Regions from separate parts of the Homo sapiens genome. Here region 1 is linked to region 2. A link is an interaction called in ENCODE POLR2A ChIA-PET data of the cell type or tissue named here. Cell type or tissue: PC-9. All regions are shown on one strand. Each heading gives the region's core, and the rest is flanking DNA. Links, peaks and the distances in the headings are about the cores only. Region 1 overlaps ANKUB1 (ankyrin repeat and ubiquitin domain containing 1). Region 2 holds the start of TM4SF18-AS1 (TM4SF18 antisense RNA 1).

Evidence for each region. Peaks named below come from ENCODE experiments on the same cell type or tissue, not always from the same donor. Only the 100,000 strongest peaks of a DNase experiment are listed, where the experiment ranks them.
Region 1: POLR2A ChIA-PET joins it to region 2 with 14 read pairs; 2 of 35 experiments call an interaction of 5 or more read pairs at or near these places.

What each region holds. Positions count from the first base shown.
Region 1 is chr3:149,763,761-149,779,057 of GRCh38, reverse strand. It overlaps ANKUB1 (ankyrin repeat and ubiquitin domain containing 1), which reads left to right. Exons shown (of 6, transcript NM_001144960.3): 4 at 8,384-8,498; 5 at 10,963-11,901. It also overlaps the pseudogene RNU6-507P. Among named protein-coding and RNA genes, the nearest start is that of COMMD2, 19 kb to the right of the region's middle. In PC-9, for the core only: CTCF peaks have their summits at 6,950 and 7,178 (motif pointing right); no DNase peak of the experiment used is centred there.
Region 2 is chr3:149,276,809-149,292,105 of GRCh38, reverse strand. It overlaps TM4SF18-AS1 (TM4SF18 antisense RNA 1), which reads right to left and starts at 7,327. Exons shown (of 2, transcript NR_186251.1): 1 at 6,924-7,327. In PC-9, for the core only: no CTCF peak of the experiment used is centred there; no DNase peak of the experiment used is centred there; H3K27ac peaks cover 984 bases.

The DNA of each region.
Region 1 (15,297 bases), core at 2,749-10,748, 490 kb before region 2:
GCCCCTACCTGACGATGACACACAAGTTCATGAAACATTTCACACTTTTTAAAAATGGTTAGAACCTTATAGAAATTACTTGAAGTAAATGAATCCTTGCTGACAATCAGCACAACCTTAGGTAACATTGTGTTGTAACATTGCAATGAAATTTGAGTTCTCCCAACATATACATAGGGCTTTGTAGGTATCCTTAGTTAAGTAGTTTTGCTTTATATAACTGCTAAATTTGCATTTATTGATACTTCTCCTGACTGTAGTATTTGCTTAGCATTATTCTTTCCTATTATTTTAAATTAAGGCTCTCAAAACTTTGACATAATTTTTTTCCTTGTTTTTGATCAGGGGAAGTGAAGTTCTACAATTTCTCCTCAGAGTACTTTGCTATAGTGCACATACCTGCTCTGCACGCTTGCTGGAGGCTGAACCCTGCCTAGAACATGATGGGGGCTCACATAAGGAAGGGCACACAGTGGCATTTGTCCCCAACTAACTGATAATTTAGTTATTTAATGAAGTACCAAAGGATGAAACAAAACTAGGAAAAACTCTGGTTGACTATTCTTCAGGCTTATACTGTTCAGATTATAATGTGACGTTTTAAGCTGGAAGATAATTTGAATTGACCCAACCCCAACTTTTACAGACTTGAAAAAAAGCAAATCATCTTAATGATTAAATGACTTGCTCAGCATGTGTCAAGGACAACATACCTACTCCTTAAAATGACCCTCTGGGAGTAGGAACTTTAGGAAATGAGGGTGTTCAGATATAAGGTTAAGGGTCTAAGCATGACCTGAGTAGGCTGTTTTGGCCACCATGAGGACACAGAGCATCAGAGGAGAGGCAAGGAAAGAAGAACCTCAAAGGGAAGGGAGGAAGGGCCATTTGGCCTGCTTCATATGCTTCATACCTTTACCTAAAGCATAACTAGTATTCCTCAAGCAGCCAGCTCACCTTTTTTAAAACTAGAAGGTAAAAAGAGTCCTTGATCAGCTTCTCTTACAGGACCTCTCTTTCTAGCCAATGAATCATCCCTGCTGCTATCAGGAGTTGAACCTTGGCCCCTTTTCCACAGGCAGTGGAAAATCAGAAGAGTTTGGAGAAGCAGTCATGTCCAGGTTGAAAATCAAAGATTTAAGTAGCTCAATTAATCACTGTACATACTAGCTCATACAAACATTTGCAAAGCTGCCTCTGCACTCTGGGTGTTTACAGTAAAGTGATAGAAATGAGACATGTATACACACTCAGTTAAAATCCAGTAAATCAGCTCAATGCAGGCTGAAGGCATGTAGGGAAGGCATTCTGGAGAAAGTGGGGCTGGAGCACACACAGATGTGGGAACCATGGATCATCTGAGAGGAGGAAGGGAAGACATTCCAGGGAGGGACAGAAAGCAGGAGACTGTTCTGCAGAGCGGAGGAACCTTGCTGAGAGCACTGGGAAACACAGCCAAGGGCAGAAGGAGGAGGGTCTTAAGGTGAGGGAACAGAGCTCAGCCTTGCTGTGGCTGCAGCTAGAGCCATGCACCTTCTGGAACAGGAGTGTTTTTTTGTTGTTGTTGTTGTTGTTGTTGTTTGTTTTTGAGTCACAGTCTTGCCTGTTGCCAGGTTAGAGTGCAGTGGCACGACCTCAGCTTACTGCGACCTCCGCCTCCCAGGTTCAAGCGATTCCCCTGCCTCAGCCTCCTGAGTAGCTGGGACTACAGGCACGCGCCACCACTCCCAGCTAATGTTTTGTATTTTAGTAGAGACGGGGTTTCACCCTGTTGGCCAGGATGGTCTCCATCTCCTGATCTTCTGATCTGCCCGCCTTGGCCTCCCAAAGTGCTGGGATTACAGGCGTGAGCCACCACACCCGGCCTAGAACAGGAGTGTTTTAGGAGAGGTTTAATCTGGTAGCAAGCAATATGAAATATAGAAAGGAGTGAGGAAAGCCTGCAGGCAGGGTGATACACTAACTGGCATGTTTGATAATCCCAGTATTAATTAGGTCCATTAGCAGTGGAAGAGACAAATCTGTGAAACACAGAAGGCAGAACAGGACAGAACATCATGCTAGATCACTTTTTTTTTTTTGAGACAGGGTCTCACTCCATCACCCAGGCTGGAATGCAGTGGCACAACCTCAGCTTACTGCAACCGCTGCCTCCTGGATTTGAGTGATTCTCTCACCTCAGCCTCCTGAGTAGCTGGGACTACAGGTGCATCCCACCATGCCTGGCTAATTTGTGTGTGTGTGTGTGTGTGTATTTTTTATAGAGACAGGGTTTCACCATGTTGGCCAGGCTGGTCTCAAACTCCTGACCTCAAGTGATCCACCCACCTTGGCCTCCCAAAGTGCTGGGATTACAGGAGTGAGCTACTGCACCTGGCCCTAGATCACATTTAAGTAGAGGAAAGAATCAAAGCTCTCACACTAGGACAGTGGTGGGGAAATTGAGGAAAGGAGCTATTTTCTGGGTTTTAAGCTTTAGATATGAGGAAACTCAGAGAGTACTTTTTTTTAAAAAAGTTACTCAGCTGGTCAGTTAGTGGCAAAGCTGTAAGTACAACTGAAGTCTTCTAATTTCCCTTTACTGCAAACATGGTGCTAGTGCTTGAGTGATGGTTTGGGTTAGCAGATACTGATCCTGCCCATGTAGGTGGAGACCAAGCCCTATGAGGGGTACATTCCTCAGAGAGTAAATATAGAGAGGAATGTCTTAAGGGCCAATGGCTGGCACTCAGGACATGCTGAGGTCAAGGCAAGCACACGGAAGAGTCAAAAAATGAGACATGGAAAGCTGTCAGAGTCAGGAGGAGAACTGGAACTTTGTATTGTAACAGATGATGAGACTGTTTTCAAGATGCTGGTAAAAGTCCAAAGACAATTCTGAGATAAAAAAGCTTTGGATTTGCTTTAAAGGTCTTTGGTGGGCTTAGAGAGAGCAGCTTTAATAAAGGAGATGGAGAAAGAAAGATTTTAGGGATTAAGAAGAAGATGAGTAATGAAGGGATAAGGGAATTCTGGTGGTAGAATATCTAATGACTAACTTATCATAAATCTATCATGATAAGTATATCTTAATATGTGTGATTTTGTGACTTGAGGCTTAGTGACATATCACACAGGTCCAATACATACATATACATGCACACACACACACACGCACACACACACCTAGTCTTACGTCAACCTGTATGGTACCAGATGCTCATTTTAGACCTGCTTCTAGCTCTGAAATCACTGCCCTGGCTTTTGCTTTCCTCTTTCTGATCCACATGCTTATCTGCTTGTTATTCTGTTTTTATTTCACATATATTCATAAACTGGCATTCATCCTTTCTGAAACAAGGAGTACCTAAACAAATGAGTGAATGAATTAATGCCTTTCTTTACAGATGATACCAATTGGTACTCTTCACTATAAACACCTCATAGGATATATTCATGGCTGCCTGGGCACATTGCACCTGAGAAACCATTCCAGGAGCAGGGTTGTGTCAGCTCAGATCCTGAAATCTGAGCTGGCTCCAGGGTCCTTTTACTAACCTTTAGGCTCATGGAGACCTATGGTGCTATTTTAATTCCTTTTATTGATGAGAAAACTGAAGTTCAGAGAAGTTAAGTGATCTGATCAAGATTACACTGCTAATAAATGATAATCATACACCCAGGACTGGGTTCTTTCCAACAATTTATACTGCCAAACCAGTATGCTTTTATTGATGGCCTTTAAGTTCTAATCAATGTTTTATTTTGTTTCTTCCATCACAGGAAGCTCAAACCAGAGAAACAATTTCCATATTCAGGAAGAAAAAGTCCAAATCAGATAGGCATGTGTTGACTCCCGGGGTATGAACGAGGAATCCAGAAACTTGGGAGTCAGGGGCCACATGTGGCAAGGTTGAAGATGATTGCCTAAATAGGCACTGTTGCTCCCATCTGCTGTCCTGTGTGGCCTAGGCATAGTAGATACGTTTGCAAGCACAGAATGGACAGATCCAGGTTTTGTAAAGTTAATACAATTTTGTGGGCCCTCTTTTTAAAAATCCAAAACTAAGACAAGAAAATTAGCAGGCTCTATAGAAGGTAGTGAGGGGCCCTAAAGCTTATTAGTTTTCCTCTCTCTTCAGTAATAGGTTTTAGTTGTATTTTCTGGAGCAATATAGCGTTTTTCAAGTAAATTTCTATTTCCCAACAGAATTCCTAGGCTTATGAAGGAATTTAACATCTGACAAAGAGGGCATTACAAAGCAACAGGGGTGAAAGGAAAATCTAATAAACAGTGCTGGCTGACTTGCTTAGAAATTCTCTGGATATTCAAAAGCTGAGCATTATCAGGACTGTTTCATTGCAAGGAACTGAACTGATGGTTATAACACCCGTAATATTTGCTACTAGACAGGGAATTAAAATGAAATAAAATACAGGGCCTGATGGAGGTGCCCCACCAATGTTAAGGAGATTTAAATCGTACGGTCCTCTCTGTAGTTTTCAGAATCAGGTCTCATTCAGCAGTAGGCAGGAGGGCTAGAGAGAGCTGAGACTCTGAGGATAGGCAATCATCTGGAGAACAGGTAGGCCAGGAAAATCCCATCTATAGACATCCAGCAGGGGAAGGTTAGCCTCATATAAGTCCTTCTGGTGGAAGGCCTGGAATAGGCAGGTCAGTCTGCAGCTGTCAGTCGGTAAGGCCGAGGAAGGCAGAGGGTGATCCTCAGGGAGATCCATCAGGGACCTTGTGAGTGAACCACAGCACCAAGGTAGTGAATGAATGAATGAATGAATGACAAAAGAGGCAGGAAACTAGATAAGCTGATGTTGACATCGAGGCTCTGACAACGTGACAGAAATCTAACCCCAGAGATTAGGATTTAGAGTAGGAAATTCAGAAATGAAATCTTAGTCTTAAACCCAAAAAGTGGGGTAGAATATTGGGATTCACAATATAGGGCACAAAGTGGGGACTTGCTCAGGAGGAACAGAAGTGACTAGAATATCTGACCAGGATGAACAGGAACACTGACTTCCTACCAACCCTCTGAGTTACTGACCTACATCTTTTTCAGTTTTTGTAGAGATGGGGTCTCGCTGTGTTGCTCAGGCTGGTAAACTCCTGGCCTCAAGCAATCCTCCCACCCAAAGTGCTGGGAATACAGGTGTGAGCCACTGCACTGGGACCCTGGCCTAAATCTTAATAAATTCCCTCCTACGGGAATTAAGGTTGTTCTCTGGACCTGGGGCTGGCTGGTCCTTCAAATGGAGACTGTGTAGCCTCGGCTGTGGAGGACTAAGGAGGCTGCGGTATGGGGCCAGGCTAAAGCTTTCTACTGCTCATTTGGGAGTGATTTTCACAATAAACTAAAAACATAGATCATTTCAGCAGGAGATAAAATAAATGCACTTGGAGCAGTGTTTAAAGTCCTTTGTTTCCAGTGCATGAGAATTAAACATTTTATGAGAAAGTTTAAGTGCAGCATGAAGCTTTAGAGAAAATTAACCTAGTGTAGCAAGTATGGTCCGTATTTTGGAAAATGTTTATCAAGGTATTTCTACAGAATAGCTGCAGGACCACTACTTTATGTCTACAGAATAATTCCAGAATTCTCCAGCAAGGAGAGTAAACTCTTCTAGCTGAGGCCCGAGTTATGAGGATCGAGGCAGGTGAGGGGGATGAGGGTAGTAACGCAGGTCAGGCCTGTGAGTAAACAAGTATGCAAATAGGAATCAACTCACAAAGAATAGCAAGTCCAAGGTCAAGAAATCCAAACCAGAGTAAGGAGTAACAGAGGAAGAGCCCCATTTCAAGATTACAGGTTATAACATAGAATGTCCAATAAGGGAGGGACTGGCAGGGAGATATCCTTTGTCGTGTTCGTGTACAGAGGAGGCAAGAAGGAAAAGAGAGGGGAAGCAGAAAGGAAAGAAAGAGAAAGGCAACTGAAAGGGGGAGACTCTCTAGGAATTAGAAAGAATCCTAAAGACACATTCCAGGGAATTCTGGAAATTCCCAGCTGGCTGAGAAGCCTCAGGCAATTCATGTGTCTCTGAACCTCAGCTTCCTAGTCTATAAAAGGGGGCTGCTGAGTGGGCTGGTCTTTTAAGATCTATCTTCACCTTTCTGTGATTCTAAGATTACTGGTGTTCTGAAATCTCAGCCAACAAAGATAAGCACAGTTTAGACACCACCAAGGCCAGAAACAGCCTGGTGTGCACAGGGAAGTGCAGGCCAACCTGCTCGGTTAGGAGGGCAGAGCATGGCCAGAAGAAGTTTGGGAGTCCAGCAGAACTTCATTCAACAAATACTTACTGAGTGTCCACCATAAGCCAGGGACCACTGTGGAAAGCAGGCACAGTGGCAGTGTCCCCACCCTCCTGAAGCTTGGATCTCAGTGGAGGAGGCAAACACCATCAAGCAAACAGAAAAATATCTCATTTTAAGCAGAGGTTAAGAGCTACGAAGTAAAAGAAGGCAGGATAATGGAATAAAGAATGATGCAGTAAACTGATGGGAGGCTATTTAGATAGCTGGTCAGAAAAGAAGACAACATTGAGCAGAGACCTGAATAAAGAAGGGAAGGCTGCTGGGAGCTTCTCAAAGTAGATTTAGGTGAAAGATTACCTAGGCCTGAAATAGGGCAGGACTGGTTGAGATGGAGGCAAGGAAACAGAGTTCTTCAATATTGATCAGGTAAACCTGTCAGGCCTAAGCAACCGTTTAGATGTAGGACATGAAAAAATGAGAAGGATGCCGGGCGCAATGGCTCACACCTGTAATTCCAGCACTGTGGGAGGCCAAGGCGGATGGATCGTTTGAAGTTAGGAGTTCGAGATTAGCCTGACCAACATGGTGAAACCCCTTCTCTACTAAACATACAAAAAAATTTAGCTGAGCATGGTGGCCTGTAATCCAGCTACTTGAGAGGGTGAGGCAGGAGAATCACTTGAGCCTGGGAGGCAGAGGTTGCAGTGAGCCAAGATTGTGCCACTGCACCCCAGCCTGGGTGACAGAGAAAGACTCCGTCTAAAAAAAAAAAAAAAAAAAGGAAGGATGGAGGAAAACTCTCTAATATATGGCTTAGGTAGCAAAATAGATGTACCACTCACTGAGAAAAAAAAATGCAGGAGAAAAAGCAGGTTGGGTGAAAGATAATGAGTGGTCTTTTAGAATGATGGGGTTGTAGTGCAATCCCTTCTTTGGTAATATCGCCAGCAGGGGGAGTCTGGAGCTGGAGCAGAGGCTGGGCTGGAGATTGGGACTTGGGAATGAGTGACACCTGGGTGGTCAATGAAGCTATCATCGCCACTAAGATTGACAATTAATCAGCTATCAAGTATTTAGTGAGCACCTACCAAGTGTCAGGCTATACGGCAAGTCGTGAAGGAATTTTCTTCTTAATGGGAGCATGAAAAAAAAATCTTCAAGCAAATAAAATGATTTCAAATACTGATGACAGGGGCAATAAACAAGTTAAAATAAAGTCATGGGATACAAAGTAATGAAGGTGAGGAGGTAGTGATGGCAGAGATTGCTTTAGCTATGGTTGAAGTGAAAACTGAATAAAAAGGACACAGTCCTGTGAAAATCTGATGAAGATCCTTTCAATCAAAAAATTGTAAGTCATTAGGTCCTGAGATGGGAGTAGACTTGGTGTGAGGACAGGTGAAAGGTCAAGGTGGCCATAATAAATGAATGAAGCAGAGTGAAGAGAGGTAAGTGAGCTAGGTTGGTTCACATAGGGAGAAGGCTGGGTTTAATCCCCAGGGAACTTGCGTAAATTGAGAAGAACGGAAGGCTGAGGAAAGATCCCTGGGAAACACCAGCCTGAAGGATAAAAGGAATGTGGTATCACAGAAAGGGTAGACTTTGGAGAAGCAAGTGATAAGTTCTCCAGCAGCAGTGAATTACTTTAATGTTTGTAACGGAGAACAGCTCCTGTTTCATAAAGGATAGAACAAGCAAATTAGCTGGTGAGCATCTTTCCACTCCCTCACAGCCCACTCATAAGCTAAAGGCCCCAGAAGACTGTTTGTCCTGCCACAGGTTCCTTAGTTTCCTCTTCCAATATAATGGCTTCAGTTTACATGGTAATATATACAGCAGCATTGAGTCAATCTCCACAAGACTGTTTTAAGATAGCTGCAAAAAAATACTTCAGTGCTATACGCCATCATTGAGCAGATGAGAAAATGGTAATACACAGATGCCAAACAGCTTTTCCAAGCCAATAATGGCCTATGCTAAAAATACCATCCCTGTCTCCTTGTTCCAAGGTTATTTTTCATTTTGCATCTAGCTAAGCCTCTGTTTGGGGAAAGCTACCATTAGAAGTTTTATGGATTGTCAAACCACACTGCTGGACTGGAACCATAAACCACCTCTCTTGATCCACAGGCACAACACTTCGCTTGGATGTCTGGGATGGATGGAAGGAATTTCTGATGGGTTGTCTCCTTGGACAAAAACTTAAAGTCCAACGCTACTTATCAAAAGAAGGACCAGTACTCAAGTATGAGAAATTAATTTTAAATTAACTTAGCAAGTGCTGTGATTTTTACTAAACTTCCATCATACCTTGAGCCTGCAATTCACTCACTCTACAGCTGGGGTGCTGCTCTATGCCAGTTCCACTTAGTATGTCTCAACCAAATATTATTATTGACATATTTGTTGGAACAAAACAGCAGGGATGCCATCAGGACTGATAGTCTTGCGATTCAGGTAGACTTTCCTCAGGAAATACTAACTACAATTAACCTTTGAACAATGCAGGGGTTAGGGATGCCAACTCCCCATACAGTTGAAAATTCCCATATAACTTTTGACTTCCCCAAAACTTAGCTACTAATAGCCTACCATTGACCAGAAGCCTTACTGATAACACAGTCAATTAACACGTTGTGTATATGTATTATATACCATATTCTTACAATAAAGTAAGCTACAGAAAAGAAAATATTAAGAAAATCATAAGGAAAAGAAAATATATTTCCTAGTCATTAAGTGGATGTGGATCATTATAAAGGTCTTCAATCTTCAGGTTGAATAAGGCTGAGGGGGAGAAAGAGGAGAAGGGGTTTGTCTTGCTGTCTCAGGTGTGGCAGAGGTGGAAGAAAATCCCCAAACTGAACCCTGACAGTTCAAACTCATGTTGTTCAAAGGTCATTAAATGGTGATTAAATGGGTGACTTCGATTTGGTTTAGATATGAGACTTTCAGCAACATTTTTAAAGACTATCAGAATAAATACAGACAGTCCACAACTTATGATGGTTCAACTTAGATTTTTCAACTTACAATGGTGTAAAAGTGATATTAATTCAGTAGAAACCAAACTTCCAGTGCCCATAAAACAATTCTTTTTCATTTTCAGTACAGCATTCAATAAATTATAGGATATATTCAACAGTACATTATAATATAGGCTTTGTGTTAGATGATTTTGCCCAACTGTATGCTAATTAAGGTAGGCTAGACTAAGATTTGATGTTCAGTAGATTAGGTGTATTAAATGCATTTTAGACTTATGATACTTTCAGCGTATGATGGTTTTTATCAAGACGTAACTCTATAATAAGTCAAAGGACGTCTGTATCTTGCCAATTTCACATTCAGTTATTCTTTAAGAAAACACTTGTTAATTGGCTGAAAACATTGGCCACGTCTTCCTAAGCTCACATGTAATTTTTCAAACTGCATTTATTACCAGCATTCACACTTTTGCTATACATAAAGTGTAACGGGTATAGCTGGGGCAGGAGGAGGGTTGGTTCAGAGAGGCAGGCGGTCATTTTAATGTGTTAATACAGCCATCAGCTTCTCAAATACATAAATTGCACTAATCTGTAGGTTTAATAGTACTTTAGAAAAGTGCCCCCTCATGGGTGATTTAATCATGTTTTGCAGAAGCCAACACACCAGGAGGTCTGAGGCTCTGTGAAGTGATGGATTAGAAGAGCAGATTTTACAATTTTATAAAATATTCTAATATTTTATACTAATTTCTATTGTGGGGTAGTGATATTTCTTTTTCCATGTTCTGCATCCAAAGAAATAGCTGTGTTGCTTTGTTACTTTTAATAGTGTATATTTATTTAATACTTTACGGCAGACACTGTGTTATATTTATTACCTCATTTTATGCTTGTAACAATTTGATGAGGCGGACACTTTTTAATCTTATTTTACACATGAGGAAACTAAGATCAGAAAACCTGCCCCATGTTGGCTGGGCACAGTGGTTCACACCTGTAATCCCATTACTTTGGGAGGCCAAGGTGGGCAGATCACTTGAGGTCAGGAGTTCGACACCAGCGTGGCCAACGTAGCGAAATTCCTGTTTCTACAAAAAATACAAAAATTAGCCAGGTGTGGTGGCTCGCACCTGTAATCCCAACTACTGAGGAGGCTGAGGCAGGATAATTGCTTCAACTCGGGAGGTGGAGGTTGCAGTGAGCCAAGATTGCATCACTGCACTCCAGCCTGAGCAACAGAGCAAGACTCTGTCTGGGGAGGGGGGATGGAGGAAGAAAACCTGCCCCATGTCACACAAATAGCAAGGGCAGAACTGGGTATTGAATTGTAACAATTTAACTCTAGTGTTCATGTGCTTGACCATCTATACTTGACTTCATCTTTAAATAAAATCTAATAGCTCAGAGAATGTACATGATCAGACTTAAAAGCTCCTTGTATTTCCCCATGCATGATATTTTTCGAGGATTTAATTTTTATAAGAAAGATGACCACTTCAAGGAAACTATTTACACGTGCATAGTAGGATAATGTGTATAAGCAGGACTTGTGCAGTTTAACCTGTATGTCACTATATGCCTTTTCTAAAAATATTTTAAGGTAAAAGTTAAGAAGAAATAAACATTCAACTAGAATATTTCATGAGCATTTAGTGTAACTACATTTGTCTGTTTGCTGATTTTCTAAACACCCCCTCCCCACTTGTTTCACTCATTTAGGTATCAGAAAAGGGTAGCCCTGTACATTGCTGCTTTTTGTGGGTACATTGAACTCACTGAATGGGCCCTGAAGCAGGGTGCGCGGCCCCACGAGGCAGTCGGTGTTCACCCCTATCGAGCATGGTGCCATGAAGCCCTTCATGCAGATGTCTCTAAATGCCCCATTCATGCAGCCGCAGAAGCAGGCCAACTGTTGATTCTGAAGGCCTTTGTCAACTACAGTGTGCTGTGCCTGGAATGCAAAAATGCAGCAGGACAAACTCCCCTGACCATTGTGTTCAAACACAAGCATAAAGACTGTGTATTATATTTGCTCAGTAAAATGTGGTCCACAGTTTCTTTTCCAAAAATTTCAGTCCCAATGAGGATTTATATTAAAATAAAACAATGGATCCTCAGAGCTCAGAGTCACAGTCTTCATAAAAGCCAGTTTTGTGGAGCAAGGGTCTTTGGGGCAAAAGTTGGAGACACTGTGATGGTGGATGGTTTCACCAAACCAAAAATGACCTCCAAGAGCTGGCATAAGGCTGGGAACAGCGACTCACAAAGCATCGTGCTCAAGCTACCATCTCTCAGCAAACAAACTGCAAGCAGCAAACCTGTCAATCCTTTGGCAATTTCACAGCCGGACACAAGAAAACAAGCCCTCAAATTTCATCCACTGGTGAATGCAAGTTCATTCTCTGAATTACAAAAACATCAACAACAAAATCAGAAAAAAATTACTGCCACAGCTAGGAAAAAAGAAAAGCTCATAAAAAACACATATCTTCCCCAAGTCCCCCTCCCTCCAGTTTCAAGAGTGGGATATTCACATCCATCGTTTTTCTATGCAACACCCAGTGCTGACTTTTTACTGAAGTCCTCCTTCTCATCTTTCTTAGAGCACAGTGGGAAGACTCCATGGGAGAACGCAATCTACTGCTTAGCTGTGGCAAGGTAATGTTCTCCCCTTAAACATACAAACAGCAAAGCTTTTATAAGGCAGGTCCAGGATAAGGAATGGTCCATAATGCCCTACTATGCCACTGAAAGTAATACAAGTTGTTCCAGTGCATCAATACCCAGCTTCAAGGACCTCATCTTAGCCTCATCACTAGGACAAAATGAATTAATATTATTGGCCAATCCAATCTGTGCAGTACTTTACTCCTCAAACTTTCAGGAGGGAAAGAAACACAGTAGAAAGAATTGTATCAATTCTCAAGGTCCCTTGCTGCTGCTGCTGCTGCTGCTGCTGCTGCTGCTGCTGCTGCTGCTGCTGCTGCTGCTGCTGCTTTTCTTTTTTCTTTTTGTTTGAGACAGGGTCTCGTTCTGTTGCTCAGGCTGGAGTGCAGTGGTGCTATCACAGCTCATTGCATTCTTGAATTCCTAGGCTCAAGCAATTCTCCCATCTCAGCCTTCCAAGTAGCTGGGACTACAGGCACATGCCACTATATCTGATTGATTTTTTTTTTCTGTAGAGATGAGGACTCACCATGTTGCCCAGGTTGGTCTCAAACTCCTGGGCTCAAGCGATCCTCCCACCTTGGCCTCCCAAAGTGCTGGGATTACAGGCATGAACCACTGTGCCTAGCCTGCTAATGCTTCTTCTTTTTCCTCCTCTTCCACTTCTTTGTCTTCCTCTTCTTCTTCTAAAGCTAATAAAACATTAATTGTAATTAGAGGGGAAAGAGAGAAAACTGAAATATGGGAGGGAGACATAAAAAGTGTCATAGAAAACTAAATGGTAATGAAAATGGGAAGAAAGAAAGGAACACATTAATGACAAATTGAATGATTAAAGACTTGAATTGACTGACTAGGCAAGATACACATATGGGGTGAGATCTGTATTGGACAGGGTGCTAGAATTGACATTAATATTTACAGTGAGTTAAAAGGTAATCCTTAGCACATCTAAAGAGATAAGAAAGTGTATCGGAATTAGATGTTTAAGGTACACAACTCTCTGATTAGAGCTCAGATCCCATCCATTACTTATGAGGTATTATTTGATGCAAATTTTACAGTTAGAAATATAGATTTACAAGCGACTTTTCCCTTTACTCAATATAATGAGAAGTAAAGAAAAAACAAGGCTAGATTGTTCTACTTGCTTTTCTGTACTGGTCTTTAGCTCAGCTCAACTTTATTTCAGTTAGGTTGTTGCCACCTTGTGGTGAGAGTAATTTGGGCTGTAAAACTCAAAATTCAATATCCAACAGAGTGAGGTTGACAATAGAGGAAGACACTTAATAGCTTAATAGTCTCAATCTTTGTAATTTGTGAGATATCTCTGACTAGAATGTATAAAAAGAGATCACCAAAAATTCTAGAAATATACTAGGAAAATTATTAATTGAAAAAACTACATAGTCCCTCTTAAAATAAGGCTGTAAACAAGAAAGGAAATATTGATTTGTTTTATCAACAGATACATGCTAAAAATGAGTTTATTTTTCAAACATTCAGTAAGTGTTTACTATAGCCCAGTGCTGTGCCCAGCAGAATGGAAATGTGCATGAAAAAGCATCTGTTTTTAAGGTGTGTGTGTGTGTGTGTGTGCATGTGTGTGTGTGTGGTTTTAGATAAGAAAAGCTGACAGTGTCTGTTGTTGTATACAGTGCTTTCTTGGGGAGGAAATGAGTTATGAAATATATAGTAAAATCCATAAGGACCACTAATCTCACATATATGGCTTGTTGAATTTTTATGTTTTCATACAAGCACTACTCAGATCAGATGCAAACTATTTCCAGCACCCCCCAAAATTTCCTTCATGCCCCTTGCCAGTCATGATCCTTCCCGGATGTAACTATTATTCTCATCTCTATCACCGAAGATTACTTTAGCCTGTTCTTGAACTTCATATAAAGGGCACATATGGCATATACCTTTGATATTTTGCTTTTTTTGTTCAACACATTGCCTATAAGATTCATCAGTGTTTTTGCATGTATTGATTGTTCTTATTTCTATGTAGCATTCCATTTGTATGCAGTATTCCATATCCTAATTTATTTATCTATTTTCCTACTGATGGACATTTAAATTGTTTCTAATTTAGGGGCTACTTTGAATAAAAATGCATGATTGTTCTTGCATATGAGTTTTGGTGGACATCTGCGTTCACTTCTCTTGACTCTATACCAAGGAATAGAATTGCCGGGTCATAGGATAAATTTATGTTTAGCTTTAGTAAACATTTCAAAACACTTTTTAAAAGAGACTACCAGTGTGCTTTTTTTTTTGTAGCTACATTTCATAAGGATTGGAATTATTAATGAGTGGCAATTTCAAGGTCAAGAAAGAAATTTCTAGAGAAAACATTTTGTTAAAGTGTTATTCTGTGAAGGAAAGAGAGAGAGGAAAGAAGGAAAGAAAATAAGGAAGGAAGGAAAGAGAGAAAGAGAGGAAGAAAGAAGGAAGGAAGGAAAGAAAAAGAAAGAAAGAAGGAAGGAAAGAAAGAAAGAGAGAGGAAGGGAGGAAGGGAGGAGAGGAGGGAGGGAGGGAGGAAGGAAGGGAGGGAGGGAGGGAGGGAGGGAAGGAAGGAAGGGAAAGGAAGGAAGGGATTAATGCAGAAGGGAGACCCATAGGGGGAGTGGTGGTCAGTCTGACCGCACATTTACTCTGGCAGTGTTACTCCTAGCAAATCCTCTTTCCATTTCTCTTTTCTCAATATTTTTCTCTTTCCTGTATTCACACCCTCCACTTCCCATCCATTTCTGCCCCCTTTCCACTGAATCTTTCCCAGGATCTGTTCCACCTTCCTTTGTTGGTGGGCTGTGGAAGGGAAGGAGAGATCTACAATCTCATGACCCTGCAGTCTTCTTGATCGAGTTCAAGTTCCCCATAGAAGTCACAAAAGCACTTACATCTACCTGAAGTAGACAGTCAAGGCAGGCAGTCAGGTGGTCTGAGCACCCCTCTAAATGACCAGTGCAGCTCTTGTACCACAAAGACACAAACATGAGGAATGGATGGACGCTATCTTGATGGCTACATGCACCATCACCAAGCTAGTGTCATAGCCAGGAAATGGGGAAGAACCTAATGTAATCCTTCATGATGCTGACCCAGGGATCAGGTGGGTAAAGTGACCATCAGATGTTCCTGTTTTACAGAAAGGGGAGTCTCCCAAAGCAGACAAGTCATCTGGCATCATGTGAAAGTACTTGTTGGACCACATGTCATTCAGGAACTCCTACCTTTAGATTCATAAAACTAAACCTCTCAGGGTTGACTCCAAGATGGCATTATGCAGTTAACACAGATCAAGCGCTAATGTGGGTTTGGGTTGGTGAGTAAATGTGGCTGGTGTAGACAGTCACTGAGGCCAGAAGGTCACATAGA
Region 2 (15,297 bases), core at 4,435-12,434:
CTGACAAAGCCAGACCTAGGTATTTCACTGAAGTCTGAGATACCTGAGCATTAGATTTTGAAACCTTATATCCTCTGTTAGTCAGAAAGTTAAGAAGGGCCTTACTGCCCTCCTAAGAGATTTCCTCAGTTGGAGCGCAGAGAAGGTCATCCATGTATTGTAAAACTTTAACCTGAGGATAAAGGAATTCAGAGAGGTCTCTCAATAATGCCTGGCCAAACAAGGTGGGGCTGTCTCGGAACCCCTGAGGTAACAGTGTTCTGGGTGGTTTGGTTAGAGGGATCCTTAAATGCAAACAAACACTAGGAGTCAGTGTGTAAAGGTGTGCAGAAGAAGGTATCCTTTAGTTCCAGAACTGTGAACCATTTAGTCCCCTCAGGTATTTGAATTAGTGGGGTATATGGATTGGTAACCACTGGATGTATTGGAACCACAGCCTCATTAACAAGGTGGAGGTCCTGAACTAGTCTTCATCCTTGTTGGGTTTTTGTACCCCCAATATTGGGGTATTACAAGAGCTGTTGCAGGGTTTGAGGAGGCTCTACATCTTCAAGTCATCAATGATGGCTTCTAGTCCTTTCCTAACTTCTGGTTTCAGGGAATATTGTTTCTGGTTAGGAAAGGAGGTGGGATCTTTAAGATGAACCCAGACCAATATGTCAGGTGTGGCTCAGCCAATCTTCCTTCAAGTTGCCCAAACTTCTGAGTTAATATCAGTCTCCACTAGGGGGAGACAACGAGTTTGCCCAGGGGCCATCAGGATGGTGGTCCCTATACAGGCCAGAATATCCCTGCCCAACAGAGGAGTTTGGCTTTCAGGCATAATTAGAAAAGCATGGGTGAACAAAATGTCTCCCCAGCTACAACTAAGGGGTTGGGGATAATATCGGGTTAAAGTCCTCCCTGAGACACACTTCATGATTGTGCTAAGAGAGCAGAAGGGCCCAGGACTGGAGGGGAGAACTCAAGAGACCAGCCCTGGTGTCCAAAAATTTCCTCCCTTCAATTTCCAGAATTACCTGGGGCTCCTGGATGGTAATGATGGTCTGGACCACTGGAGCCAGGGAAAGGAGACCCAGGACCCATCAGTCCTGCTGCTGGATCATGTAGATTGGTTCTGAACCTGGTGACCAGCATCCCCAGGGACAGTCCACCCTCCAATGGTCCCCATTGCAGATTGGACAGGGTTGAGGTGGCTTCCTCGTGCTGCCTGGGTAATCCTTCTTGAAATGCCCTGGCTTGCCACATCTGTAGCAGTTAACAGGTGCACCCTGGGAATTCTGGGGTTTGTGGGCTTGCATGGTGGCTATTGAAGCCTCTGTATCTTTCCAGTAATTCCTCTGTCTCTCCTGGGCCTCCATATCTCTATCATAAGAGACCAGGGTGGCTACTAAAGTACTATCTACCAAGGGTCTCCAAAGTACTATCTGGTCCCAGGGCCCATTTCTGCAACTTCTTCCTGATATCAGGAGCTGCCTGGATAATAAATTTATCCCTTAGGATTAGTTGTCCCTCAACAGAATCAGGAGATAGAGAGGTGTGCTTTACCAAGGCCTCTCTTAGCCTTTCCAGGAAGGCAGTGGGATTTTCATCAAATCTCTGGTCAATCATGGATTACTTAGTATAATTGAGAGGCTTGCTCCTAGTCTTACAAGCCCTCCATTATACACACCTGAAAGTGCCTCTTCTTCTAGTCTCCCATTTCATCATTGGGATCCCATCCAGTGTCATCCATTGGTACTGCTTCTCTTCCAGTTGGATAATGTTCATCCCCTTTCTGACACTATATATGATACAAAGCTCATCCCCAGATCTCTCTGCTGCTTGCAGAGTGGCCTGCTTCTCAGTGTCCATTAGGGCCTGATTCAAAAGTAAAGTAACGTCTCTCCAGGAGAATTCAAATACTTGGGTGAAATTCTGGAAAGCCTCTATATATCTGCCAGGGTTATCTGAAAACTTGCCAAGATCCCCCCTTAATTTGCTTTAAGTCCAGTAGAGAGAAGGGGACCTGAACCTTACTGAGGTCAGATTCAACAGGCATCTGTTGGAGGGGCAAGATTGAGACTGGGGCTTGTCTAGGGTGAGGATTTCTAGGAGGGAGCAAGTGAGAAGCTGAAGCTGGATAGGGAGGTTGGGTGGACCCAGAGGAGCAGGGCTGGAGGGAGCTGGCTCCCCTGCTCTAGGATTTGTATCTTTAGTTCTCTCGGCTTGCCCCTTGCAGCCTTTCCTGAGATGGCAAACAGCAGGCCTGGACCAATCTTACACTGTCAGCAAAAGTCTGGATTGCCTTGCAAGGTGTAGAAAGCCTGCATATATGAGGTCTCAGACCATCAGTACTCATGTCTACGGAAATGGTCCAACTGCCAGATGGTATCAAAATGAATGGTTCATTCCTGAGGCCATCATAGTCCTTCATAATTTGGACAAACCTTTGTGCACAGGGCTATGAGGCATTTTTCCTCCGAATTCTGAGGGTCAAAGCAGTCCCAGTGGTTCAGGATACACCCCAGAGGAGTATAGGCTGGCAGTGGTGAAGAGAACTGGTTGCCCATTATGAAAGACAGGGAATAGAGGTGTCCCTCATTTCCCTTCCTTACTGCAGCGAAAACTTGGGGTGTGATGGAGAGAGGAAGCAAGTGTCCTTTCTTTTTCTTCCATCTTTTTGTCCCTGAGTCTCGGCAACCTTGGCAGTCGCCACCCATGGTTACTGATCCGGCATGCACCCATGAAGCAGGGAAGGCCTAGAGAATAGGAATTATTTGCCCTTAACTTTGCCTCCATTTTTCCTACTGCCAGCAACCCTTGGGTTCCCTGGGCTTCATTTATTCCATGGAGCATGGCCTCCTTCCATGAGGTGGGGGGTTTAGTCAGCAGGAATTGGTCCTGCCCATTTACATTGTGCCTGTTGCCTGGCTTTGGACCCCTCAGATTTGGTTTTTCTTTCTATGGCCTCAGCCTCAAGCTTGGAGTCAAGTTTGAGACTAAAAAGTATTTTAGAGGGTTGCATGTATCTGTTTAGATTAAACCTCAAATGAGCCCTGATGAATTTGCAGTTATCAGGGGGATAGGAACCCTCTAATCTAGAAAAGGAGAAAAGAGAAAACAGTTAAAGGGTCAAAACGGGGAGGTCCTGAGGGAAGAAGCCCTTGCTCACTGCTAATGGGTCCTTCCCCCAGTTTGAACTGAGCTGAACTCCTTGGCCAGGAGAAGAAAAGTTCCACTGATGCTGCAGGCGGGAAGCACCAGCCAGCCGGCTGCGCAGGGTCCTGGTGGCAGCTGCAGTTTTCTCCTGCCCCTTGTGGCCATTGGGTGTGGCTTTTGCATGCTGTGGATATGCCCAGGTGCCCGAGCTAGGAGTTGGGGGGTAAGAAAAGGAGGTGCCATGTGCACCTGAGACTGTTGGGGTGGGGGTGGTGATGATACTTCTAAGAATAAACAGAAATCACATTGTTCTGAATTGCACTTTTTTTTTCTTTTTTCCTTTTTCTTTTTTTTTTGAGATGGAGTTTCACTGTGTCACCAGGCTGGAGTGCAGTGGTGAAATCTCGGTTCACTGCAACCTCCACCTCCCAGGTTCAAGCGATTCTCCTGCCTCAGCCTCCTGAGTAGCTGGGACTACAGGTACGTGCCACCACACCCACCTAATTTTTGTACTTTTAGAAGAGACAGGGTTTCACCATGGTGGCCAGGCTGGTCTCGATGTCTTGACCTCGTGATCTGCCTGCCTCGGCCTCCCAAAGTGCTGGGATTACAGGTGTGAGCCACCACACCCGGCCTGAATTGCACTTTTGATGGCTGAGCCAAATGCTCATTCTATTTAATATTGCACAGCCTGAACCAAAACCCGTAACATCATAAAGGAAGAGATGAGAGCCATTTCAAACTGTGAGAGAAGAGAAGACATCAAGCAAAATCTGGGGGTTTTAGCCAACAGACTTCAGTCCTGGGGCCTTGCAGCAAAAAAACACCTTCAGTTGCCCCAGGGCTTTACAGGGTGTGGCTCGCCTGTTCTGTTGCTACACGCTCAAACCCCTGAGGGGAGGGGAGCATGCAGATGGACAGGTGCAGGAGCCTAAGTGGGGGTGTGTTACAGTGTGCCCTTTTAGCCCTGCTGTCCATGGATGGCTTGAATTTAATCAGCTCAATGGACACTCTGCCTTTTCACAAGGGCAGAGGGCCAATGTGACCACTTTTTGTATCCCAAGCTCTTGCCCAGCATCCTGGAAGAATCAGGCCACACATGGGCTTGAAGGTTGAATGCAGGGTTTTATTGAGTGGTGGAGGTGGTTCTCTGAAGGATGGATGCAGAGCTGGAAGCGGGGATGGCACGGGAAGATAATCTTCCTGCTGGGTGGCCAAACCTCTCCGACCACCCTCGGCTGAACTCCTCTCGGCGTTCAAATGTTCCTCTTCTCTCTTTCTCTGCTGTATCGTTTCACCATTCATCTGCTTGTCTGGGATGGTGAAGACAACTGTTTGCTCATTCTAAACGACACGGAATAGAGGCGTCTCCTCATCTGCTCATCTGCTTCTGGAGCCCGAGGTTTGGGGTTTATATGGGTACAGGATAGGGGAGCATGGCAGGATAAAAGGCAACTTTTGGGGTGCGAAAACAGAAATGGCTGTTCCCATTTAAGGCCATGGGTCTCCAAGCTTGAGGGTGGGGCCTTTGCCAGGGAACTGCCCTCTTCTATCCAGTATTTCCCTGTCTCCTGTCCATATCAAAATATGGCCCATTGTAAGGCAATGAGCAGAGGAATTACCTGATTGGATTTATATTTTTAAAGGGCCACTCAGGCTGCTTTGTTAAGAATAAACTGAAGGGAGATAGAAGCAAGAAAGCTACTTAGGAGACTATTGGAGTACTCTAGGGAGGTATACTGGTGGTTTGGACCTGAGGTGTATTAGTAAGAGATGGTGAGAAATTGCTCGATTTGGGGGATACTTTGAATAGGTGACAGATTGGATGTGAAGTGTAAGACAGAGAGGAGCTAAGGTTTTGCAGCCTAAACTGCTGGAAGATTGGAGTTGCTATTAACCGAAATGAGAAAGGCAGTGGTTGAAGTGGCTTTGGAGGGTGAGAAATATTAGTGAAGTTTAATTCTTACCCTTGTTTCCCTTGTGAACTCCCAAAATTTAAGACATGTCTCAGTTAATTCAGAAAGTTTATTTTGCCAACGTTGAGGACACGCCCATGACACAGCCTCAGGAAGTCCTGACAGGTGCCCAAGGTTTATATATATATATATATTTCTAAGCAAACCAAAACAATAATAATATGACAACCTGATGATATAAAAGATATGTATATATGTGTGTGTGTATATATATATATATATCTCCTCTTATTGTGACTTATACTGACCGCTCATGACATGGTCAGACTTTCTAATTTGTTCTCAACATTCTTTTTAAACAACCAGTTATTTTATTTTAGGACTATATTTACCATGCAGGATTCTTTCTTACCTAAAATTACTTTTCTTTCAGCTTCTTTACCTAAAAAAACTCTTTTATTTTTATAACTTTCTATGCATCTTTTTTTGTTTCCTGGTTCCTTTTACCTTGTTTTACACATAACCTTTAAGCTTTGAATTAGACGAAACTTGTTCACCTTTTTTTTAAAGACACACTTTTTTTTAGCAAGAATGTTTTCCTACAATATATATTTATTGGAAAATGCCCAAATAGTAAAATATCTATTATTTAATTTAACTTTATATTCTAAATTATGACCAGTTTGTCTACAAGTATTTATCCCATTACATTTACCTAATTATTTTATTTTAATTGTTTACCTAGATTATTTATGAAAACTATGATAGTCATGATTTAAAGTTGTGAAACCACCATTGCAAAATTATAACTAAGACACTGAAAAAAGATTTGCCCTAACTGGCTCCATCTTGCTCATAACCTCTAAGCTGTCCTTGTTCATTCCTGGGCGTAGGCCGAGCTAACTTTGGGAAGGAATTCAGCTCAAGGTTTGACTCTGAAACAAAATTGGTAACAGCCCTTTCCCAAAAAGACCCCACTTCTTACCTGGGGTCCAGTCTGCCTTTCTAGGACTAACCAATTAGCTACGAGATTGGAAATAACAGTTTAGGGATAATGCAGCCTCCCTCTCCAAGAGTCTAAACCTCACCAAATTGCTCCTGGGGATAACATCACTATTGTAAAACCTAAGATCAGTGCACTTGATGGATCAGTGGACACCACTCAGATCGGTAATCTGGCCCAACCAGTTGTGCCATCGCACACAGTAACAGAAGACATTAAGAAAACCTAACTTTGACCCACTATGATTTCATTGTGTCCGGAATTGGTGGGTTCTTGGTCTCACTGACTTCAAGAATGAAGCCGCGGACCCTCGTGGTGAGTGTTACAGTTCTTAAAGGCAGTGTGTCCGGAGTCTATACTAGAAATCATTCTTATAGGAGAAACTAGAAAAGCACCAGAGACAGGTAGCAATTTTTAGAAGCGGGACTAAACTCAGAGAAGAGAGGAGAGAGGAAGTTTGTCTGGCAGGCATTAGGAACCAGGGGGCAAGGCTCAGGATAGATAGGATAGATGGGCGAGTCTCGCTTGGGCGACATGCCTTTGAGAGTTCCGCTCATGGTCGCAGGGTCAACCAACTTGTTGTCGGGACCCCGGAGGTGCATGGCTTTCCTCTCTGTTGACCCTCGGCTCAGCCCAGAAGTACAGGAAAAGCAAAAGCTGGTTCTAGGCAAACCAATGGTCTCAACACCGAAGAGTCGGGAGTTGTTAGAAAGCCCTTTCCCAGAAAGCCTGACACCCTTGTCTTTAGTCCGGCAGCCGCGCTAGTCACTTTTAACTGGCCGACAGGTGCCCAGTATTTAGCCCCCGAACTCTAAGCAAAGACAGGACAGAATAGCAAGCGAAAGGGGTCCGATGGTACTCACTGCTTGGCGATAGGTGATTGTCTCGCCGCTCAGCTATAGGCGATGGTCTCACCACTCGGTGATAGGCGATTGTCCCATCTAGGTCGCCAAAATGTGTCTGGAATTGGTGGGTTCTTCGTCTCACTGACTTCAAGAATGAAGCCGCGGACACTCGCAGTGAGTGTTGCAGTTCTTAAAGGCGGCATGTCTAGAGTTTGTTCCTTCTGATGTTCGGATGTGTTCACAGATTCTTCCTTCTGGTGGGGTTCGTGGTCTCGCTGGCTCAGGAGTGAAGCTGTGGACCTTCGCGGTGTTACAGCTCATAAAGGCAGTGTGGACCCAAAGAGTGAGCAGCAGCAAGATTTATTGCAAAGAGCAAAAGAACAAAGCTTCCGCGGTGTGGAAAGGGACCCAAGCAGGTTGCCACTGCTGGCTCAGGCAGCCTGCTTTTATTTTCTTATCTGGCCCCACCCACATCCTGCTGATTGGTCCATTTTACAGAGAGCCGAGTGGTCTGTTTTGACAGGGCGCTGATTGGTGAGTTTACAATCCCTGAGCTAGACATAAAGGTTCTCCAAGTCCCCACCAGAGTAGCTAGATACAGAGTGTCGATTGGTGCATTCACAAACCCTGAGTTAGACACAGGGTGCTGATTGGTGTGTTTACAAACCTTGAGCTAGATACAGAGTGCTGATTGGTGTATTTACAATCCCCTAGCTAGACATAAAGGTTCTCCAAGTCCCCACCAGACTCAGGAGCCCAGCTGGCTTCACCCGGTGGATCCCGCACCAGGGCCGCAGGTGGAGCTGCCTGCCAGTCCTGTGCCCTGCGCCCACACTCCTCAGCCCTTGGGTGGTCGATGGGACTGGGTGCTGTGGAGCAGGGGGTGGCGCTCGTCGGGAGGCTCGGGCCGCACAGGAGCCCACGGGGCGCAGGGGGGTGGGGGGAGCTCAGGCATGGCGGGCTGCAGGTCCAGAGCCCTGCCCCGAGGGAAGGCAGCTAAGGCCCGGTGAGAAATTGAGCGCAGCAGCTGCTGGCCCAGGTGTTAAGACCCCTCACTGCCCGGGACCGGTGGGGCCTGCCGGCTGCTCCCAGTGTGGGGCCCACCGAGCCCACACCCACCGGAAACTCGTGCTGGCCCACAAGCACCACGCACAGCCAGGGTTCCCACCCGCGCCTCTCCCTCCACACCTCCCTGCAAGCTGAGGGAGCCGGCTCTGGCCTTGGCCAGCCCAGAAAGGGGCTACCACAGTGCAGCGGCGGGCTGAATGGCTCCTCAAGTGCTGCCAAAGTGGGAACCCAGGCAGAGGAGGCGCCAAGAGCGAGTGAGGGCTGCGAGGACTGCCAGCACGCTGTCACCTCTCACCATCTCCAACTTGACCAATCAACACTCCCTACTTTCCAAGCCCCTACCTGCCAAATTATATTTAAAAACTCTGATCCCCAAAGGCTCAGGGAGATCGATTTGAGTAATAATAAAACTCCAGTCTCCCGCACAATGGCTCTGGGTGAATTACTCTTTCTCCATTGCAATTCTCCTATCTTGATAAATCAGTCTGTCTTGGCAAAGTGAACCCATTGGTTGTTTACAGTACATTTTATAGATTTACAAAGACTCCCTCCTTTTTTTTCCTATCTTAGACTTTCGGTTTCTCGATAACCTGTTTCATAGCCCTAGGCAGTTGTCAGCTAAATAGTCTAAAATTTTCACATTAAAGGAAACAACTCAGGTGAAAATCAAATAGCAAAATTTACGTTATAAAATAGAAAGAGAAAAAAATCTGGCAGTGCTAGAAGGAGACACTTTTATTTTTCTTTGAGCCAAATTAAACATAAAATTAAACTACACTCTTCCTTAAAATCCCTAGAGTAGATTCTGTTGCAATAACTAGTTTAGTAAAAAAAAAAAAAAAAAAATCAGGTGAAAACAGAATTCAGTTAACTGAGAAAAAAAAAGAAAAAAAATAAACTTTTGCTCCAAAAGACAAGGTCTTAGGAGAGAAAAACAAACCAACAAACAAAACCAAAAACATGAAGGCCTTTCAAACATGCACACATGCACACATACACACACACACACACATCTTGGATGTTAGCCTTTTAATTAAGCTGACTTTTATCCAGTCCAAACTCAGCCTCCAGCAATTGTTAAAATTACCAGTTTATTGTGCCAGTGGCTTCTGCTCTAGGTAAGCATATTTCTTCTGTGACTCTAGATTGTCTGTCTCTTCAGATATGGGGATTTGCCCTACAAACTCCATTATCTGATGGGTTTAAGAAAAGCTGTTGATTTTCTTTGTCCAGTTTCTCTTGTTGTAAGGATTATGACTTCCATGCTCTTTACATGCTGGAGCTGAAACTGGAAGTCTTAGGGGTTGGTATTTGGGCATGTTGAATTTGACGAGTTCATTAGACTCTTGCTTCTCAAAGTGTGGTTCATGGACCTGCAGCACTGGCATCATCTGCGAGCCAGTGAGGAAATGCAGAATTTCAGACCCACCCAGACTTATAGAATACAGATTTTTCCTTTTAAAAAAATCTCCAGATGATTTTTCTGTGCATAAACATTTAAGAAGTTGCTATATTAACCATCTAAGTGGAAATGTGGCATAGATTATTGTATATACTGTTAGGCAGAGAGGTTCAAGCCAGAGACACACATTTCTGAGTTTTTGTCATGTTGGCACTATTTTAAGCCATGAAACAGATTCCCTGACCTACATCATGGACTTTAGTATCAGTGCACTCCAACTAAACCACAGGAACACATCTGTAGATGAACAAGTTGTGTTTGTTGCTTAACGCATTGAGAGAGAACATACATGATACAGAACCTTGGGGTATCTCAGAAAAAAAAAGCAGTGTTAAAAAGAACTTATTGTATGATTGGGGTTTGTGTTAGGTGATTTGTGGGGGATGTTTAAGGAAGCAGGGCTTTGCTCTGGATCAAAGGCAGTGAGAAAGTGGGGGAAATTTATGATTGGGTATCTTAATAAATGTAATCTATAAGAAAAGAAGAATGAAATAAAGCTAAAGCTATAATTGGTAAAGAGTAAAACAAAGCTAGAGCCATAAAATATAGTCAGGGAATGTGTGGTTATTTTTGAGATTTGGAGAATGTTCATGTTTCTCATGTATACTGTAAACCAAAAATAAAATTCTAAGGTCCCCCAACCATCTGAAAGGACTTCCTCCTCAGCCAAGGCTCTTTTAAAATTTTACCTGGAGACTGTTTCAGGCCTTGAAGGGCAGCGGGGGTTGGACATGCCTCATTACACCTCTCAACATTAACACCAACACAGACTTTAAGTCTGATAAGAAACATTTTTACAACCTATTGTTTCTGAAGCCTACTACCTAAAAGCTTCCTCTGTAAATAACTTGGGTCTCCACAATTCTTTATCTTAACCCAGACCTGCCTTTCTGTTGATCCAAGGTCTTTATACAAATTCAACCAATTGTCAACCAGAAAATGTTTAAATTTACTTATAGCCTGGAAGCCCCCACTCGGCATTGTCCCGCCTTTCTGACCAAACCAATGTATTTCTTAAATGTATTTGATTGATGTCTCATGCCTCCGTAAAATGGTATAAAACCAAGCTGCACCCCAACCACCTTGGGCACATGTTCTCAGGTCCTCCTAAGGGTTGTGTCACAGGCCATGGTTACTCATATTTGGTTCAGAATAAATGTCTTCAAATATTTTACGGAGTTTGACTCTTTTCATCAACAATATTCAGACATTTTCTGGAGTGGTATTGTTTTTCTTCTGGCTCCATTAGGGTCACAGAGTGGTGCTGTCTGATGTTGGTGTTCTGGGAGATTGTTTATGCCAAGGAGGAGGACACCAGGGCCTAGCTGTGAGTGCCAGGCCAGCTCCTAGTTGGGCAAAGCTTAGCCACTAGTACCAGGACAGCTCCTGGATGTTGGGGGGCTGCTTTTCTCTTTCTTACTGTTCAGTGTCTTCCCACTATTCCCTTCTGTGCCTTGCTTTGTAGGCCTCCAGTGTCTTATGTAGTCTACCCCATACTGCGAAAGCTTGTAATTTGCATAGCCTTAAACTGCGAAGGACTCAGAGCTCCAGCCCAAGTGGAACTCTCTCTGCCCCAGCTGCTAGCTGCTCTACTTATTCAAATTTTTCTAATCTAGTATATAGTTTCCCATAGAATAACCTTGATTATAAGGCAAGGAGTTTAATGGTAGGGCATCCACCAGGCTTTAAGTCCTGGATTTAAATTCTGGCAATAACATTTAGTTGTTTTGGTTAGTTGTTTAAAATCTCCAAGTTCCAGTTTCCTTATCTATAAAAGAGAACTTAATAAGCTTCCCTTTCAGAGTTGGTGGCACAATTAGAGCTAATATTTACAAAAGGGCTAAGGAAGAGCTGACTTTCAACAAATGGTGGTTATTGGTAGAAGTAATACAAAGAATAGAAATGGATCTAACAGTGACTGACATCCTCCATGGTGTCTTTAAACTCCCCATCTTGCCCCAACATCATTTATATCTAATTTATCAGCTTTGTTGGAAGATATAATTAGAGCCATATACTCTGAGAAAAACTGAGCATTTGTAGGTAATATAGAAGTCTACACACTTAAACTATTAAAGCCACTGCTATTACAGGTAGTATGAAAAGAACAGAAAATTTTATTTGGAATCCAGTAATCTATAGCTGACTACTGGCACTACAATTTGGAAATGTGCATTCTACAGCAAGTTACTTGACCTTTTGAGTTTTTGGTCTCTTATCTACAAATCAGATGTAAGGAAGGGGCAGGGGTAAGGGAGAGACTGTTGGGAAAATTACATAGGGTAATAATTTTCATTTATAAAATATTTTCTATATAGCAGAGTTTTTTACAAACAGATGTTATTATCACTAGTCCCTTATGCACATTTTTATTTGCTGTATTTATTTCTTAAACTTATTTACAGTTCTGGAATGGAAAAACCAGGAAGGAATCTAAATTTCCTCCAAGGTATTTAGCCTCACACCTTCAGGCTAAATTCAACAAAGTTTGGCTAAGTAAACTTAAATAAAGTGAGTTATGTTCTTGAGCTGTAACCAAGAATATAATCAAATGATAGTGACCAACTTTAAACACTGCTGTACCAAAAGGCTGATCTACTGAGGGCTATTCAGGGAGGAACAGAAAGGACTGGAACAATTATTTTCATCCTGACAAACAATAGTATGTAACATGACCTAGGAAAAAGTGCTTGACCCTTCACCCTTCAACAAGAAAAAAAAAATAGAAGCCAATTTTCCTAGTCACCTGTTGAGAAGAACCAAAACAACAAATATTTACCAATACCATGCTCTACCATTTTCGTTGTAGCTCTCAGTGGGCTGAGAGCTAACTTTTTCCATGTGCCTGCTCTGTGTCAAAGTAGAGGCCAGGTCCTCGCAGGAGCCATGAACTTTAATTATTATTACCCTTATATTACAAATAACAGGACTCTGGGTCAGAATGATTATGCAGCTCGTCCCACATGACACAGGTAGTAAATGGTGGAGTTGAACTGGAGGTAGATCTGCTTGAATTGAATATAGGAGATTTTTTTGCACTTTTTGGGGTACCTTGTGTAGAAAAAAAAATGCCAGCTGAATCGCTCCTTTGCTATCCATATTCCAGGGTAAAATTAATGTTCCTATGAGAATGAGGTAGAAGTCATAGAATGTTGGGAAGAAGGGACCTTTGAAAGCTCATTTAAAGAATCCCATTCCCACCTGGTGGGTGGGTCCTTTTACAGCTGCTGGTCCAGGCCACAGTGACAGGATAGGCTTTAAAGTTCTTCCATATACAGAGCTAAATTTATGGGCCTATAGCTTCCAACTATTTGAATCCAGTTGAGTTTCTTCCTTGAGGCAGAGAGCCCATGTATAATCCTTTTCTCTTGTGACACATTGTGTTTGACTGGGGTCTTCTTGCCAGCCCTTTCAATTGTTTCCCAAAAGGTGTGGGATGTGAATCTCTTCTCTTGGTTCTCCTGTGGGTGGTTTCTCCCATTGCCAAGGTCCCTCCAGGAGACCCAGCTTTTCTGAATTCCTTCCAAGATCTGCTGGTGACTTTAAATCTGCCAAAGCACTCGGTGGCTCAGGCAAGGATTGTGTAAACAATCCTAAGTCATGGAACGTGATCTACTCCTTAAGAGCTAAAGTAACCTTAAAGTGAGGCTAGAAACATATAGATGGTTCAGCCCAAAGAATTTGGTATGTCTTTTAAACCAAAATGCCACATATATTACTTGCTACATTTATATTTGATCTCTTCATCCAAAACTCCAACACTTTTTGGAGTATTGACATTTGGAGTATGTGGCATTTTCTTAAATAGGTATTGATATCTATATGTACACATGGGAAAAATACACTTTGATTTTGTGTGTTTTGAAAAATAGGCTGGGTGTCGTGGCTGATGCCAGTAATCCTGCCACTTTGGAAGGCCTAGGTAGGCAGATCACTTGAGGCCAGGAGTTTGAGACCAGCCTAGCCAACATGGTGAAACCCCATCTCTACTAAAAACACAAAAATTAGCCTGGTGTGGTTGCACACACCTGTAATCCCAGCTACTCAGAGTCTGAGGCCCAAGAATCACTTGAACCCAGGAGGCAGAGGTTGCAGTGAGCTGAGATTGGGCCACTGCACTCCAGCCTGAGCGACAGAGTGAAACTCTGTCTCAAAAAAAATAAGAAAGGAAAAAAAAGAAAAAAGAAATTATAGTATGTTTGTATATTAATAGAATATCCAAAATAGGTAGGAAAAGCTATGCTGAGGTTAAAATGAAAGAACTAGACTTCTAGGTACTGACATAAAAGACATCTAAGATATATAGTTGAGGAATAAAAGCAAGCTACAAAATTATACACACCATGTTCTTTTAATTTTTTAAAAATTTTGGTGGGTATATAGTAGGTGTCTATATTTATGGGGTACATGAGATGTTTTGATACAGGCACGCAATGTGAAATAAGCATATCATGAAGAATGGGATATCCATCCCCTCCAAGCATTTATCCATTGAGTTTCAAACAATCCAATTACATTCTTTGTTATTTTATGTATATTTGTTATTATTGACTATAGTCACCCTGTTGTGTTATCAAATACTAGGTCTTACTCATATATCATATGATTGTGTTGTCTTAATATTTCTAACCATGGGTTTCTAAACCTAAATTAGAGTCTAACTTTTGAAACACACTGTGGCTTTCCAATTCTAAAATCTCAAACAATACCTAATAGTAATAGATATTACAATACATGATGATACCCAGATCAGATCAATGGCTTATAAACATTCCTTCTCCTTTCCTTACTTATTGTATTCTCAGCCAAGGCACTCTATTTGTTCAATAAATTTGACATTTAAATCTAACATTTCTTGGTATCTCCAGGAAACAGAAAGAATAAATGCTTCCTATCTAATCTTCCTATCCTAATCTGTAGGAGTTATAACCTACTGGAGTAAAGTAAATACCACATGGAAATTTAAGCAACAGTCTGAAGCAGGATGTGGTTTGTTGACAGTCTGTGTCACAGCTGGTAAATTCAGAGAGGGGCATGTTTCTAAGCTGAAATGGTCAGGGAAGTCTTCACTGAGAAGGTGAAGTTTCAGTTGAGCCTTGAAGAATGGGAAAAATTTGGATTAGCCGAGAAAAAGAGAGGCTGAGGGAGGCAAAATCAGACTGGGAAATGGGCACAAATAAGATGAGATAAATTCAGAAAGCACATTATAACAACGAAGGAACAGGAAGTACTGTAAATAACACTTGTTAAATGTTGACTATGCATCAGCTTCCTTGTGTGTCCGCAAGCTCCTCTGTAAGATGGCTGTCATTGAATTTACACAACTTCCTAACTGGTAGGTAATATTATCATTTTATAAATGAAGAAATGAAGTTACATAATTACACATTGCTGATAACTGACAGTGCTAAGAGTCAAACACAGGCTGTCTGATTCCAGGTTTTCTGCATTCTCTCCCACCTCACACTGTGTTCCTAGTAAGAAAACTCCCCAAAGGGAAGGGATCCTATAAGTGAATTTTGGGGACAAATCTGGAATATCAGAGATACCAGATTGGGGCCTAGATTACATGGATAGTCTTAAATGCTAAGAAATTTGAGAATAACTTAATGAAAGTCTTAAATGACAAGAAATTTTAAATTATCATCTAGTAGAAAAACTTGATAAAGGTAGCATTTCAAGAATTTTCCGGGAATGGTACGTAGAATGGACTAAATAGTAAGAAAGTGGAGGCTGGAGACTAGACAGAAGAATATTCCTATATTTTAGGAATAGATAATCATTATCAAGGGACAGTGGATGATGGGCAACCTAACGATCCAGTGTGTTGTGCAACATTTCACCTCACCTGACAATGAAATC